Regions from separate parts of the Homo sapiens genome. Here region 1 is linked to region 2. A link is a loop called in an ENCODE intact Hi-C map of the cell type or tissue named here. Cell type or tissue: endothelial cell of umbilical vein. All regions are shown on one strand. Each heading gives the region's core, and the rest is flanking DNA. Links, peaks and the distances in the headings are about the cores only.

The links. A loop is a pair of places that touch in the nucleus more often than their neighbours do. Peaks named below come from ENCODE experiments on the same cell type or tissue, not always from the same donor. Only the 100,000 strongest peaks of a DNase experiment are listed, where the experiment ranks them.
Region 1: a loop joins it to region 2, with 8 times the contacts of the local background. A loop is called at or near these places in 7 of 110 quality-filtered maps.

The regions. Positions count from the first base shown.
Region 1 is chr7:156,907,425-156,910,340 of GRCh38, reverse strand. The region is part of intron 3 of LOC102723795 (a long non-coding RNA gene); the gene reads right to left. Among named protein-coding and RNA genes, the nearest start is that of LMBR1, 16 kb to the right of the region's middle. In endothelial cell of umbilical vein, for the core only: a CTCF peak has its summit at 1,265; a DNase peak (open chromatin) is centred at 1,250.
Region 2 is chr7:157,272,284-157,275,199 of GRCh38, reverse strand. No RefSeq gene overlaps it. Among named protein-coding and RNA genes, the nearest start is that of DNAJB6, 63 kb to the left of the region's middle. RefSeq lists enhancers at 1,847-2,616, 2,617-2,916. In endothelial cell of umbilical vein, for the core only: a CTCF peak has its summit at 1,453 (motif pointing right); a DNase peak (open chromatin) is centred at 1,459.

The DNA.
Region 1 (2,916 bases), core at 139-2,638, 360 kb after region 2:
ACAAAATGGGAGAAAATTTTTGCAACCTACTCATCTGACAAAGGGCTAATATCCAGAATCTACAATGAACTCAAACAAATTTACAAGAAAAAAAAAACAACCCCATCAAAAAGTGGGCAAAGGATATGAACAGATGCCTCTGAAAAGAAGACATTTATGCAGCCAAAAGACACAAGAAAAAATGCTCATCATCACTGGCCATCAGAGAAATGCAAATCAAAACCACAATGAGATACCATCTCACACCAGTTAGAATGGCAATCATTAAAAAGTCAGGTAACAACAGGTGCTGGAGAGGATGTGGAGAAATAGGAACACTTTTGCACTGTTGGTGGGACTGTAAACTAGTTCAACCCTTGTGGAAGTCAGTGTGGCGATTCCTCAGGGATCTAGAACTAGAAATACCATTTGACCCAGCCATCCCATTACTGGGTATATACCCAAAGGACTATAAATCATGCTGCTATAAAGACACATGCACACATATTTTTATTGTGGCACTATTCACAATAGAAAAGACTTGGAACCAACCCAAATGTCCAACAATGATAGACTGGATTAAGAAAATGTGGCACATATACACCATGGAATACTATGCAGCCATAAAAAATGATGAGTTCACGTCCTTTGTAGGGACATGGATGAAATTGGAAATCATCATTCTCAGTAAACTATCAGAAGGACAAAAAACCAAACACCGCATGTTCTCACTCATAGATGGGAACTGAACAATGAGAACACATGGACACAGGAAGGGGAACATCACACTCTGGGGACTGTTGTGGGGTGGGGGGAGGGGGGAGGGATAGCATTAGGAGATATACCTAATGCTAAATGACGAGTTAATGGGTGCAGCACACCAGCATGGCACATGTATACATATGTAACTAACCTGCACATTGTGCACATGTATCCTAAAACTTAAAGTATAATAATAATAAAAAAAATAAAAAATAAAAAAAGAAAAATTAATGTAAAGAAAAATTAAGTGTAAAGTAGGATGAATAACATCACCTCTGGTCCAAAATATCCCATACTCTAATTCATGATGGCACTCAAGACCTGGAGGCCTTTCAAGAAAAGAGATGGCTCCAAGGCCCCAGGAGCAGGGGAGAACGAATCATGATCCGCCTGTGTTCCGTACGGTGCGGTGTGTGACCCGCGCGCGTTCCGCATGGTGGGGTGTGAGATCCGCGCGCGTTCTGCACGGTGGCCCGGCCTGGCGCAGTGAGTCGCCGGCGTTCCGTGTGGCCTCAGCGCCCCCTAGCCCCGCTGGCGCTCAGGCCGCATTGCAGCAACTTCCCAGGAACACATAGGAGCACCTTCCCTCTAGCAGGCAGAGTAAGTATGAGGACAGGTGGAGGTCAGCACGAACTCCAGCCCTTGTCCCCGGGAGAGAGACCCCCAACTACTGTTCATGTGTGTGTGGTGTTTTTTTTTTGTTGTTGTTGTTGTTTTTTAACACTGCAAGCCCAGGCACATACTGCTCACATCAGACAAATGCTGTTGGTAAAGCAAGCAAGCACGCCTGTGCATGGTTATTGCATTGAAGTCTATTTATTTATTTGTTTATGAGACGGAGTCTTGCTCTGTCACCCAGGCTGGAGTGCAGTGGCACGATCTTGGCTCACTACAACCTCTGCCTCTTGGGTTCAAGCGGTTCTCCTGCCTCAGCCTCCCAAGTAACTGGGATTACAGGCACAGGCCACCATGCCCGGCTAATTTGTATTTTTAGTACAGATGGGTTTCGCCATGTTGGCCAGGCTGATCCTGAACTCCTGACCTCAGGTGATCAGCCCCCGCCTCGGCTTCTCAAAGTGCTGGGATTATAGGCGTGAGCCACCGCGCCTGGCCTACATAAGCCATTTCTATGAATCTGTTACTGTGGACTCACAGTCATTGTCTGCAAAAAGTATTTCCTGAGAACCACTGAGAGAAGTATGTTTGGAGCTGCATAGAAGAATCACAGCGCAGGCCGGGCACAGTGGCTCACACCTGTAATCCCAGCACTTTGGGAGGCTGAGGCGGGCAGATCACGAGGTCAGGAGTTCGAGACCAGCCTGACCAACATGGTGAAACCCCATCTCTACTAAAAATACAAAAATTAGCTGGGCATGGTGGCAGGTGCCTGTAATACCAGCTACTCGGGAGGCTAAGGCAGGAGAATCGCTTGAACCCGGAAGGCGGAGGTTGCAGATTGCACCATTGCACTCCAGCCTGGGCGACAGAGCGAGACTCCATCTCAAAAAAAAAAAAAATAAATAAATAAATAAAAATAAAAAATAAAAAGAAATCACAGTGCATGGTCTCTGCCCTTAGAGAATCATGCTACGCTTAGGAAGACAAACCAAATGCGTAAAAAGAGAGGCAAGGATAGGAACTTCTTATTGTGTCATACAGCATATTAAACCACAAAGCAACATGAGGTTCTCAGGCTAATGGTTTGTTTGTGTTTGTCATGGAAACCTTCCGAGAAAGCAAACTCTTAGGAAATTAGGAAGCCATGCACAGACTGAATGATTTTTCTGCATCCTGCCAGGTCACAAAACCTACCATGTCTCCTACCACAATTGGTAAGCAGTTGCCGGATGTGGATTTTTATATCCTAATGATTTGCTAATAAATTTACAAATGAGTGCAGTGTAAAAGCATGTCAGAGCATCCCAACAGCATTCTACATCTTGCTTTTAAAGTTTATGTCATGGAGATTATGGAACTGACTTCCTGTATAGAGTGATTTTATGACACACTCACTTGAAAATTGGTTTTAAAATGCTGTAAAACAGGAACATTAGCAGCAGGATGTTTGGGATGCCGCAGTGTAAGAGTGCATAAAGGTGGCCAAGATGCTTCTGTCAAGGTTTACAAGTTACCTAAATGAGCCCTTCCACCTCAAGTAACGCTTGGCAGAGGCAC
Region 2 (2,916 bases), core at 265-2,764:
CACCAGTCTGCACCCCGCCTCTGGGGATGTGCCTGTGCTGGACACTTCAGGTCAAGGAGTCACCCAGCATGTGTCCTTTTGTATCTAACGTCCCTGAGGCGCACCCATGCTGCTGTGTATCACACTTCCTTTTACTTACTATTATTATTATTTTTGAGACAGAGTCTCAATCTGTCGCCCAGGCTCGAGTGCAGTGGCGCAATCTCGGTTCACTGCAAGCTCCGCCTCCTGGGTTCACACCATTCTCCTGCCTCAGCCTCCTGAGTAGCTGGGGCTACAGGCGCCCGCCACCACGCCCGGCTAATTGTTTTTGTATTTTTAGTAGAGACGGGGTTTCACCGTGTTAGCCAGGATGGTCTTGATCTCCTGACCTCGTGATCTGCCCGCCTCGGCCTCCAAAAGTGCTGGGATTACAGGCGTGAGCCACCGCGCCTGGCCCACACTTCTTTTTACGACCAAGTCCTATTCCACTGCACAGAGGGACCACATAATGTTTATTCCTTCCTCAGCTGATGAACACTTGTGTGTTTCCATCCTTTGGCGATCGTGAATAAGGCAGCTATGAACATTTGTGTACAAGTCTGTGTGTGGACAAAGGTTTTCACTTTTCTTTGAGACAGAGTTTCACACTGTGGCCGGTTGGAGTGCAGTGGTGCCATTCATAGCTCACTGCAGCCTCGACCTCCTGGGTTCAAGCGATCCTCCTGCCTCTGCCTCCAGAGTAGCTGAGACCACAGGCGTGCACCAACCATGCCCTGCTAACCTTTTTATTTTTTGTAGAGATGGGGTTTTGCCATGTTGCCCAGGCTGGTCTCAAACTCCTGGCCTCAAGCGATCCACCTGCCTTGGCCTCCCAAAGTGCTGGGATTACAGACATGAGCTCGGGTGCCTGGCCAGGTTTCCCTTCTCTACTGTAAACCTAGTAGAAACTGCTGGCTTGCTGCTGTGTGTGTAACATTTGAGGAACTAAGGCAATGGGATGTTAAACTTTAACATTTCTGCTGGGCACAGTGGCTCACGCCTGTAATCCCAGCACTTCGGGAGGCCAAGGTGGGCGGATCGCCTGAGGTCAGGAGTTTGGGACCACCCTGGCCAACATGGCAAAATCCTGTCTCTATTAAAAATACAAAATTAGCTGGGCGTGGTGGCGGGTGCCTGTAATCCCAGCTATGTGGGAGGCTGAGGCAGGAGAATTGCTTGAACCCAGGAAGCAGAGGTTGCAGTGATCCAAGATTGCACCACCGCACTCCAGCCTGGGCAACAAGAGGGAAACTCCATCTCAAAAACTTTAACATTTCTCTTAAAAGGTCAGCTTTATATTGCTATTTTATTAGCCACTTCCTGATGAGGAGACACAAGCAGTGCAAGCCTGCTGACTCTGGTTGCGGGGGCAGGCACCCGGGTGAAGATCACCTTCCAGAGCGCCGGGCGCCCTTCCACACGCAGTGCCCACTCCTGACCACCAGATGGAGCCCACGCACTGCCCAGGACCACGAAGCCGACCCGGGGTCTGGAGCAGGCCAGGCAGGCACTTGCTGGACACGTGGGCAGCTGCCCGCAGTGGGACCACCAGAAAGGCGGTGCCTGGGCGGCCTGCACCGGGCGCCCACTCCTACCCTGAGCTAGGGCCGGCTGGCAGCCGCAGGGAGGCTCTCGTGAGAAAAATGGGGGTCCAAGAATTGAGGGTAGGAACCATACAGGGGCTAACTTGAAATTTACCTTAGTTAGCAAGACTGTTCTCCATAGATGTAGCAAATCCATGCACTCAACCAGTATTTACTGAGCATCTGCTGTGTGCAAGGCGTTATTCTACATGCTTGGTAAACAGCAGTTTACTAACCTCCCACCCTCCATGAAACTTACATGGTGGGGGAGAAAGGAAGTAATAGGTGAGTGAAGTACATGGTGTATTAGATGAAAATCAGCACTCTAGAGAAAGATACCAATAAGAGAGGATGGATGTGCTGAGGTCAGGGGGGCTGTGTTTTAAATAGGGTGTGGCAGGGGAGGTGGCACTGGGCAATAAACTGCTGTACAACACGAGATCAGCCATGCGCCACAGCACAGCACACATCCCAGGGCCCCAAGCCGGGGAGGGGCGCGGTCTGATGGCACCAGGGGCGAATGACAGGGTCTCAGCTCTCCCTGAGCTGGGGACACACTGGAAGGTCTTGCCCAGAGTGTCATGAACTGACTTGAGGTCAGGGTCACTTTGGCAGTGGGCAGGAACTGAGGACGGAGGACACTTTGCTGCAATTCTAAGCCAATGGCTTGGGACAGGGAGGGGCAGAGAAAGCGGCAGGAAGGCCTCAGGTGTTGTTGGGAGGGTCTGTGATGCAGTGGTAGGTGTTGAGTGGGAGAAGGCCAGGCTGACCTGAGGAGGGCCAGGTGCCTAGGGACAGCCCGCGTGTCGGGAACATAGAACGCAGTCCGGACTGGAGTCTCACGTCTGGCTCCGGGCTGCAATTAGCCTCTAGAACCCATCATTAGCTTATAACTGAGGGCCTTATTTTATGTTCAAAATACTGAGCTGAAGATCTCTTGACACCAGTTTTACGGTTCAGATAGGAGCTCCCAGCACCAGCCTCATCTTCCCTGACCCCCGACTGGGCAAAAGCAAACGTAGAGGCTCGAAGGGCTGTGGGCCAGGCCACAGCCGAGCAGTCGGCAGCTGTGCCACAGACCATCCTCCATGGAGCCTGGATGGCACGTACAGCTGGAGGTTCCGGCCCAGGTGCTGCGGGTATCAGGACTCCCTGGAGCACCAGAAATGAACTCCAGGCAAATCAGCTGGAATGCCCTGCAACTCCCAACCTAGAAGTTTTTAACATTGAAAGGATTTTTTGAGACTGTCTAATTGTTTTCCAGAAATCACCTGTGAAGGATTATCCAGGACACTATAAAAAATACAGACTG